Linked DNA regions of Homo sapiens: region 1 is linked to region 2. The links are chromatin contacts, found by Hi-C in ENCODE. All regions are on one chromosome and are shown on one strand. The core of a region is the stretch at or near the end of the contact, and the rest is flanking DNA. Distances in the headings are between cores, read along the strand shown.

The links. A loop is a pair of places that touch in the nucleus more often than their neighbours do. Pooled maps may share reads with other maps.
Region 1: a map of ascending aorta shows a loop between it and region 2 (2.5-fold over the local background). The contact joins two enhancer-like sites. A Hi-C loop is called at or near these places in 2 of 168 maps with a recorded cell type or tissue (PC-3 and ascending aorta) and 5 of 50 pooled maps.

What each region holds. Positions count from the first base shown.
Region 1 is chr20:51,567,432-51,572,816 of GRCh38, forward strand. No RefSeq gene overlaps it. Among named protein-coding and RNA genes, the nearest start is that of NFATC2, 27 kb to the left of the region's middle. RefSeq lists an enhancer at 2,918-3,418. Within about 2 kb of position 3,445, at least 7 of the 41 ENCODE cell types and tissues checked have a DNase peak (open chromatin) inside an H3K27ac peak, as active enhancers do; they include ascending aorta, where a contact is called at or near this core.
Region 2 is chr20:51,748,139-51,753,313 of GRCh38, forward strand. All of the region lies in intron 1 of ATP9A (ATPase phospholipid transporting 9A (putative)), which reads right to left. Among named protein-coding and RNA genes, the nearest start is that of ATP9A, 18 kb to the right of the region's middle. RefSeq lists enhancers at 1,711-2,321, 2,069-2,118. Within about 2 kb of position 2,178, at least 22 of the 41 ENCODE cell types and tissues checked have a DNase peak (open chromatin) inside an H3K27ac peak, as active enhancers do; they include ascending aorta, where a contact is called at or near this core.

The DNA of each region.
Region 1 (5,385 bases), core at 2,195-4,694, 180 kb before region 2:
TGAGGCAGGAGAATCACTTGAACCCGGGAGGCGGAGGTTGCAGTGAGCTGAGATTGCATCACTGCACCCCAACATGAGTGACAGAGCGAGACTCTGTCTCAAAAAAATTTAAAAATAAAAATAACTAAAATAAAATGTTAAATAATTAACAATTAAATAAAATGTAGGTGTCAATTCTTCAGTTGCACAAGCTATATGTCAAGTGCTCAAAAGCACACGTGGCTGGTGGCTACCAAATTGGACAGCACAGAACAGAACATTTCCATCACCGTGGAAAGTTCTCTTGGGCAGCCCTGGGTTAGACAACTTGAGAGGCCAGTTTCTCAGAGCGATTGAGAAAACACTTGAGAGCCAGGTGGCTGGGGTTCCAATCTCTGCCACTTACCGGCTGTGCAACCTTGGGAAAGCTGCACAACCTCTCTGTGCTGCAGTTTCCTCCTCTGTAAAATGACCATCCTAAGATTGTCGGGAGGATTTAATGAGTTAATGCCTACCACATAGCAATTGCTCTATAAATGTTCCTTGTTATTCTAGGTAGGTCACTTCTCTTCCTCTCCACAATACCAGCCTTGCCAGGACCCCCATCAACATCTCTCTCCTGGTGACTCTTCGGCCTCTTCGCCTCCTCTTCTCTCCTGTTCCTTCCCTGAGGTCTATTCTTTCCTGCACAACCAATGTGATATTTTCTCAGCTTTAGACTCTAAAGGGGACATGTGACCATGTCATCCTCCACTGAATCACAATTACCTTGCGGGTAAAGTTCAAAATCCCATATGTGACCAATGACCTATAAAATCTAACCCACCTTCTCTAGTCTCACCACCACTTACCTCTTACACCCTTCAACTCCACACCCCTGCCTACTGAAATACTCAGCACCCCACCCCCTGCCAATTCTCCCTGTTATTCCTCACTTCCAGGCTTTCCGCTAGGCTGTTCTCTCTCTCCTCCCACCCTCAAGCTCCTCTCTGTGCTTGGGTAATTCTAGTGGCCTCCCAGTCTTGCCTTGGATAACATTTCTTAGGGAGAAGTCTCAGCTTCCTCATCTATAAAATGGAGCTACATCTACTTCTTAGAGTGATATGGTTTGGCTGTGTCCCCATCCAAATCTCATCTTGAATTCCCACGTGTTGTGGGAGAGACCTGGTGGGAGATAATTGAATCAAGGGGGCAGGTCTTTCCCATGCTGTTCTCATGATAGTGAATAAATCTCACGAGATCTGATGGTATTATAAGGGGGAGTTTTCCAGCCCAATCTCTCTCTTTGCCTGCTGCCATCCATGTAAGATGTGACTTGCTCCTTCTTGCCTTCCACCATGATTATGAGGCTTCCCCAGCCACGTGGAACTGTAAGTCCAATTAAACCTCTTTCTTTTGTAAATTGCCCAGTCTTGGGTATGTCTTTATCAGCAGCATGAAAATGGACTAATACAGGGAGATATGAGCATCTGAGAGGCCAATGTATCTGATGAAGCACTAAGCACAGTGCCCAGTACACAGTAGGTGCTCAATAATGGTAGCTACAGTTACTATCATCTTGCCACTACAAACACCTGTCATGCTTTATCACCCAGCTCAACCAAATATACCATTTCAGAAGTGCCCCATCCCTCTTAGAATAAAATTCAATTCCTCACCAAGGCTGATGTAGCCAGCCTCTAGAGGGTCCTAGTGGCTCCCACCTTGGTGTTCCTGCTCCTGGGCCATGCCCTCCTAAATGGGCAACACAAGGCTACTGCAGAAATGAGATGTATGACTTCCAAGTCTAGGTCATAAAAGATGTGTGGCTTCTGCACTGCTGTCTTGGATCACCCACCTTGGGGGAAGCTGGCTGCCGTGTTGTGAGGACACACAGGCAGCCTTTTGGAGAGGCCCATGTAGTAAGAAACTGAGGCCTCCTGCCCACAGCCCGCATTTCAGTCAACCCTTCAGATGACTGCAGCCACAGCCAATGGCTTGACTCAGGAAAAACCCTGAACCACCCAACTAATCTGTTCCTGAGCCACAGAAACTATGAGATGATAAATACTTGCTCGTTTAAGCTACAATGTCCAGGGGGAAGCAACAGAAAACGAATGCAACGGCCTCTGAGGTCCGGCCCTACCCACCTATCTGGTCTCCCATCTACTCCCCATGAGCCAGACACCTCCTGGCTTTTGTGCTTCCTTCCCTTTGGCCTGGGACCCTTTGTCCCTACATGTCTATGGCTGGCTTCTTCCATCTTCTCAGCCTCAGTTTAAATGCCATCCTGTGAATGCATTCTTCCATGACCCTCACCTCTGAAATAGGTTCCTCTGCCCTGAAGCTCAACCCCACCCCACAAATCTCAGTCCCAACGCCCTGTCATATTTCTTTATAGCATTTATCACTTACCACAAATAAATTACATATTCATTTGTGTATTCTATGTCTCCTTTGCCTCCCAACTAAAATATCAACTCTACGAAGGCAGGAACTTTGTTTTATTCCCTGCCGTGTCCTCAGCACCTAGAATGATGCCTGGCATACGGTCGGACCTCAAAAATGTTTGTTGAGTGAATAACACAATATGAAATTGTCTCATCTGTTTGTTTACTTGGTTATGACTCATCTCTCCGCTAGACTAGGAAAATAGGGCCATGTCTGTCTTACTCGGGACTTGGCATGGTGTCTGGAACGGGTGGTACTCAGTCAATTATCCTATCTAGCATCTGTGACGGACACAGGGACTAACTCATTTGGGTCTCACAACAATTCTCTAAGATGAAGGCCACTATTATCCCCATTTTGCAGGAGGGGCGGGACAAACTGAGGCAGAGAGGCCCAAGGTCAGCAAATAGTAAGCGACAGAGTGTGAATGTGGAGAGTGGCAGCCTGGCTCCAGAGCCAGACTCCCAGGTCCTGTCTATGTTTGGTGAATGAATGAACGACAGGCACAACCATGATGGTCTGGCCACCTGCTCAGCCCGCTGGAGAGAACCCTCGCTCCGTCACATGGCCGAGGAGGTGGGTGAGGTGCTCAGCTGGGGTTGGCAGAGGAGAAGGAACGGGGCGGTGGCTGGCAGCTGGGGAGGCCTTCCCCATCTCCTAGCGATGGAAAGTTTCACCTCATCCGGAAAGAACTCCCAGTTCCATGGTTGTGGCAGAGAGTGAGGTGTCTCCCCAGCCGGGTTCGTTTCAAAATACATTGTCTTGCTTTTAATAGCCTCCCTGATCAGCTCTTGGAGGTTCTCATGACTGACTGTTCCCAAAATAATACCCGGCGCCGCTTTTTCCAACTCAGAAGTGCTGAATCTTGCTACCTCCCAATCAGCCGCTGGCTGCTGCAAAGAACTGTGGTAATCCCAGGGTCCCCCAAGACAGAATGTAACCCAACAGGGAGGTTTCTGAGGCATTTGGAGAGAACCCCGATGTTCCTCGGCAGCTCACAGGGCTGCTGACAGCAAGTTTCCGGTGACAGCCTGCCCATCCACGGGGCTCCCTCGCTGCTCCCAGCTGCTGAACTGAGATGTGACAGTGGCCAGCGGCAGCCCTAGGAACGCCCCGGCCCTCAGAGATGGAGAAGATTTTCCTAGAAGCTGGAGAGCTGACGTGGAGTGAGAGGGAATTGGCTTTTGGCCCTAGAGGCTGCGATCAGCTTGGCTTGTCTTTCTCCCTCTGTGGGTAGAAGAAGCGGGGCGGTATCTCGTTTGCAGTTTTTTGAGAGTGAACCTTGAAACATCAAGCATCTCTCCTGTGAAAGGAAAGGACTGAAGTACCTATAGCTAGACTATTTTTTCTTATATTTTAAAAATCAGACAGGCTATCTTCTTCCTTTGTGTATTCATTCAATAGACATTGTCATGTACCTAAAATATTCCAAGCACTTGGGATGCAGCTGCGAGCAAAACAGATGCAGGTGCTGCCCTACAAGGCTTTCAGTCTAGCGGGGAGACTCAGAGGAAACACACAAATATAGACAACACAGTTGAGTGGTGACGTGTGCCAAGAAAAACACATAAAGGAGAGCAGGAAGATATGGAGGGCTGGGGAAAGGAGCCTTTTTTAGTCAGGGTGGTCTGGAAGACTTCACAGAAGAGGTGACACTGAGGAGAACTGAATGGCTTAAGGGAGCTGGCCATGCAGACAGCTGAGAAAATGCATTGCAAGCTGCGAGAACAAGACGTGCAAAGGCCCTGAGGCAGTATCCTGTAAAATAGGGAGCCTGCCATCACCAGAAAGAGTCATTTTTTTCATGCATTTGACAAGTTTTCTGGGCACTGCCATGGGGCCCTGAACTTCATGCTGAAGATACAGACAGAAAACAAGACAGAAATTAATCTCTTCAGGGAGTTCATGCAGTCGGGGCGAGAGAGGTCAACTGACAGTACAAAACAGTGGGCAAGTGCAAGGATGGAGGAGGCTTGGGAGCCGAGAAATATGTGGGAGGGCACAAAACCTGGTCACGTTGGGGTGCTGGGGTAGGCCTTCAAGAGCAGTGACATCTAAACAGAGTCAATCCATAATCATAGTCGCTAAAATTTATTGAGTATTCACGTTGCACTTTGTCCTATTCCAAGTGCTTGACATGTGTATTAGTCTGTTTTCATTAGACATACCCAAGACTGGGTAATTTATAAAGGAAAGAGATTTAATTGACCTCACAGTTTCACATGGCTGGGAGGCCTCAGGAAACTTACAATCATGGCAGAAGGGGAAGCAAACGTGTCCTTCTTCATATGGCAGCAGCAAGGAGAAGTGCCCAGCAAAAGGGAGAAAAACCCCTTATAAAACCATCAGATCTCGTGAGAACTCACTCACTATCACAAGAACAGCATGAGGGTAACCAATTCCATGATTCAATTACCTCCCACTGGATCCCTCCCATGACGTGGGGATTATGGAAACTACAATTCAAGGTGAGATTTGGGTGGGGACACAACCAAACCATATCAACATGTATTAGCTTGTCTAATCCTCCTAGCCTTTGAAAATTCAAATATTTCCCCTTTTCACAGATGACAAGAGAGGCCAAATGACTTGCCCTAGGCCACATAGTGGAAGAGCTGGAAATCAAACCTTTAAAGAGGTGGGACATATTCTCCACTTTCCCTTCTCTCCTTCCCGCTAAAATATGGATTTGATGGTAAGAGCTTGAGCAGCCATCATGGGCCATGAGGTAGAAACTGTGTTAAGGAAGACAGAGCTGACAGATAGAAGGAGTTCAGGTCCCTAATGACCAGGGAGCCTCCACAGCAACCCTAGATCTCCACCCACATTCTTCTTGAGAGCGAAATAAATATCTAACTTACTTAAGCCATTGCTGTCTAGGGATCTTTAGTACGACAGCTAAACCTGTGCCCTAACCAATATGGATTCTAAGAGTAATGAAGAACCATCGAGTATGGGGACTCTGAGTGACACGAA
Region 2 (5,175 bases), core at 928-3,427:
GCAAGCCACATAAAAAAATACATAGGCCAGGTGCAGTGGCTCACGCCTGTAATCCCAACACTTTGAAAGGCTGAGGCAGGAAGATCACTTACAGCCAAAAGTGTGAGACCGGCTTGGGTTACATAGTGAGATCCCATCTCTATTTATTTTTTAAAAATGGAAGAAGAAGAAAAGAAGAAAGAAGGAGGTGGAGAAGGAAAGAAAGAAGAGAGGAGGGAGGAGGAGAAAAAACAATGAATGAAAATAAACACAGGGTCCAGTGGGATGGGGCACACCGCCAGTCCAGTTCCTACACAAGCCTAGACCATCTGATTCTGCAAGACAAAGACATTCTGTAAGCAAATATTCAGTTATAAAATGTTGGCAACTGATTCAATTTTTAAATATTATACAAAACTAAAACCACACCAAGATATCTTTTTTTTACGACCAAAGTCAAAAATCTTAATAATGGCAAGGATGGACAAATAGGCGCTGTCACTGCCAGCAAGGATCCAAGATGGCATCACCTCAGGGAGGACATTTTGACGATGCTATCAAAATTACAAATGTACCTTCACTTCAGCCATTCCCCTTCCAGATATTCCGTGCAGTCTAACATGGGCACAAAGACTTGTGTGACATTTCTAGTAATAGTAAACCATTAGAAAAAATAAATATAACTGACCAAGCTCAGTGGCTCACGCCTATAATCCCAGCACTTTGGAGGCCCAGGTTCACTTGAGGCCAAGAGATCAAGACCAGCCTGGGTGACAGCGCCTCTAAAGATTAGATAGATAGATAGATAGATAGATAGATAGATAGATAGATAGACAGACAGACAGACAGACAGACAAATAAAATGGAAAAATAATCTAAATGACCATCAGTGGTAGACTGGCTAAACAAACTACAGTACTATTCAATTTAATACTACAAAGGCATTAAAATAATGATCAAAGGCCAGGTGCAATGGTGTGTGCCTGTAGTCCCAGCTATTTGGGACGCTGAGGCAGGAGAATCACTTGAACCCAGGAGTTTGAGACAGCCTAGGCAACACAGCCCCCACATCTCAAATAAGTAAATAAATAAATAATTTCAAAAAGGGAATGAAGAAGGTTGTTATATACTGACACGGAACGAGCTCAGAATTTTTTTTTTTTGAGACGGAGTCTCACTCCGTCACCCAGGCTGGAGTGCAGTGGTGCGATCTCGGCTCACTGCAACCTCCGCCTCCCGGATTCAAGCAATTCTTCTGCCTCCTCAGCCTTCCGAGTAGCTGGGATTACAGGTGCCCACCACCATGCCCAGCTAAGTTTGCTATTTGTAGTAGAGACAGTTTCACCATGTTGACCAGGCTGGTCTCAAACTCCTGACCCCAGGTGATCCACCCACCTTGGTCTCCCAAAGTGCTGGGATTATAGGCGTGAGCCACTGCCGGCCAGAATGTACTGTTAAGTGAACAATACATGTACTGTGTAGGGTATATTAATAATAGAATAAAAACAAAAAATCTATGTCTATTTATCTATATAAAGATGCATGGTTTTTTTGATAAATGCTTAAAAATTTCTAGAACAATACAGAAGAACATGGTAAGACTGGCTGCCTGGGGAAGGGTACAGGGTAGCTGACTAGAGAGAGTGGGAGGGAAACTGACTTTGCAATGGCTACACCTCTGTAGCTTTTAAGTATTAAACCATGTGACTCTGACTCAGTACACTTTTTTCTAATCTAAAAATAAAATAGGCCGGGTGCAGTGGCTCATCCTGTAATCCCAGCACTTTGGGAGATAGGCAGATGGCCTGAGCTCAGGAGTTTGAGACCAGCCTGGGCAACATGGTGAAACCCTGTCTCTACTTAAAAAAAGAAAAAAAGTCCAATAAAATTAGCTGGGTATAGTGGTGGGCACCTGTAATCCCAGCTACTTGGGAGGCTGAGGCGGGAGAATTGCTTCAACCCGGGAGGCGGAGGTTGCGGTGAGCCGAGATCGCACCACTTGCACTCCAGCCTGGGTGACAAAGCAAGACTCCGTCTCCAAAATAAATAAAAATAATAATAAAATAATAAAGCTCACCCCGCTGCCCAAACAGCACACAGCTCTGTCTGCAGCCTCTGATCTTGCCATGAGCTTGTAGGTCAGAGAGCAGACACCATTCACCTCCCCCAGGCCTGGCACACAAACGTGCTCCGTCACTAAGCGTGGGCTGATGACTCATTCTCCTGGGCCCTTTCACATGCCCCAGTGCCCAGCACTCCTCCCTCACCTCATGCATTTGTGTTTACCCAAGACACTCGGTCATAGGTTCTAACACAGACCTAGGCCACAGAGCCTGGCTGGCAACCCCACACAGCACGAGCCCAAAAAATTCCAGAAAACAGGACAGAATCCAGTGGAAGGCAATTTCCTAGACACCAAAACAATAAGCAAAAACATGAGTAAGTGCTGAGTGTGTGCCAAGCGCTGTGGCAAAGCCCTCAACGCGAATGACTTGCCTTGCTCCTCCCGACTGTCCTACATCAAGGGCTTCTATCCTCGCCCTCTTGTAGATGAGGACACTGCACCTCAGAGGGTCTTGCAGCCCATAAGGGACAGAGCCAGGATGTGAGTCCAGCAGGCTGACCCCGGAGCCAGCCCTCTTAGCTGGAGTCTGGCAATCTCATCTCGTTGTAGAATCTGAGAGCCACCTCTCAATTGTCTAGATGGCAACCTAGGGAGGAATCCAAATGGCAGGAACCCAGCAGAGACACACCAAGGGTCCCCACTGGCACTGCCAAGCCCACCTGCCTCCTCCCTCCAAGCCTGCTATGGCAGCTGGCACTGCTATGGGAGCGTCCATGAGCAACACACATTGGGGTCTAAGAGCTCTACGTCCAACAAGAGGCAGGAGGCTGGACGTGGCTCCTTCCTTGCAGCCATGGGTCACGCGGATAAAGAAGGGAAGGAAGAAGGGAGGGGCATCAGGAAGGAAGAATTCCCTTTTTCTCTGCAGATGAGGATTCCATTGTTTATCCTCCTTCTGGCTCCAGTGCTCAACATGTACCCTCACTGAAGCCCATTGTGGGCCCTGCCACCACTTATACCCCCAATGAATTAGGAATGCAAAACTCTTGAGATTTTTTAACGTTTCTGGGTTTTTTTTGTTTTTTTTTTTTTTTTTTGAGACAGCGTCACACTCCATCCCATGCTGGAGTGCAGTGACGCGATCATGGCTCACTGCAGCCTCAAACCCCTGGACTCAAGGGATCCTCCCACTTCAGCCTCCCAAGTAACTGAGACCACAAACATGCAATACCATGCCCAGCTAATTTTTTATTTTTCTTGGTAGAGATGGAGTCTCCCTATGTTGCCCAGGCTGGTCTCGAACTCCTGGGCTTAAGAAATCCTCCCACCTCCGCCTCTCAAAATGCTGGGATACAGGCATGAGCCACCATGCCCTGTTGCTCCTATTCCTTTTTGTTTGTTTTTTGTTTTTGTTTTGTTTTGTTTTGAGACAGAGTCTCGCTCTCCCCAGGCTGGAGTGCAATGGCGCAATCTCGGCTCACTGCAAGCTCCGCCTCCCGGGTTCACGCCATTCTCCTGCCTCAGCCTCCTGAGTAGCTGGGACTGCAGGCGCCCACCACCACGCCCGGCTAATTTTTTTGTATTTTTAGTAGAGACGGGGTTTCACCGTGTTAGCCAGGATGGTCTCGATCTCCTGACCTCGTGATCCGCCCGCCTCGGCCTCCCAAAGTGCTGGGATTATAGGCGTGAGCCACCGCGCCCGGCCGCTCCTCTTCTTTATTCACTCGCTCATTTAATCAAGCAGCCAGTATTTACTGAGCACCTACTAGGTGCCAGCCTTTGTGCTAAGCACTGGGATTCTCACAAGACAAACGAGGGCACTGCTCTCACAGAGCCTACATTTTGTAGGTGGGCAAGGTAGGAACAACAACAAAAAAAAAAAAACAAGAAAAAAAAAATATATGCTACTCAGCGGTAGGTGGCTCCTACAGAGTGAATGGTCTGGAAAGATGTCCCAAAGACACAGCTGAGCTGAGACCTGGGAGACAAGAGACAGCAGCTTACGAGCTGTGGGACCCTGGACTAGTTAATTAACCCTGCTAAGCCTCCGTTTCCTGGAAAATAAAACAATGACAGTACCTAGTATTGGACGATGCCATTAAGACAATCCACTTAAAATACCTAAGACAGTGATGCTGGCACCCAAGACACCAACGGAGTTTAACAAAATTCTTACAAGAAAAACTACTGTGTGTCACTAGAACGGAAGCCCCACACTGTCAGGGATTTCTCTCGCACGTGTTGACCACTATATCCCTAATATTAAAACTGCCAGAGACAGAGTAAGTGCTCAGGAAATATTTATGGAGTGAATAAACGGATGAATCAACAGTAGCTATTTTTAGTCTTCATGCTATAAACCTCTGTTAACTTTTCTGTGAGTGTGTAGAGATCTGGATGCCCTTTCAAACAGCCGGCAATTCTCTGAAATATCCAAAAACAAGGCCAAGATTCTTAAGCACTGGTTTTCTGTGGTATCACACACAAAACTGCATTTTTGAGTGCTTCTTTGTTGGTCAGGCTTATCCGATCCCAGTTAGGTGACTTCTCAGGCCCCGGGCAGGAGTCAGTGCCTCTCTCTACTTTCTCTTTGTTTGCTTTAGGAAGGGCCAGGATTCAGAATGAAAACATTACCTGTGGCCGGGTACAGTGTCTCATGCCTATAATCCCAGCAGTTTGGGAGGCCAAGGTGGGTGGATCACCTGAGGCTGGGAGTTCGAGGCCAGCCTGGCCAACATGGTCAAACCCTGTCTCTACTAAAAATACAAAAATAGCTGGGGGTGGTTATGCACGCCTGTAATCCCAGCTACTTGGGAGGCTGAGGCAGGACAATCACTTGAACCTGGGAGGCAGAAGTTGCAGTGAGCCAGGATGGCGCCATTGCACTCCAGCGTGGGCAACAAGAGCCAGACTCTGTCTCAAAAAAAAAAAGAAAGAAAGAAAGAAAAGAAAAAGAAAACATTACTTGTAAAGTGAAAATAAAATACAAATCAACTTGTGAGACTATAAGGCACTGGTTAAGTAAATTAGAGATGTCTATTCAAAGAAATATGCTGTCATTCAAAATGTCATTTGCATATGGCAAAACCCTGTCTCTATTAAAAACACAAAAATTAGCTGGGCGTGGTGGT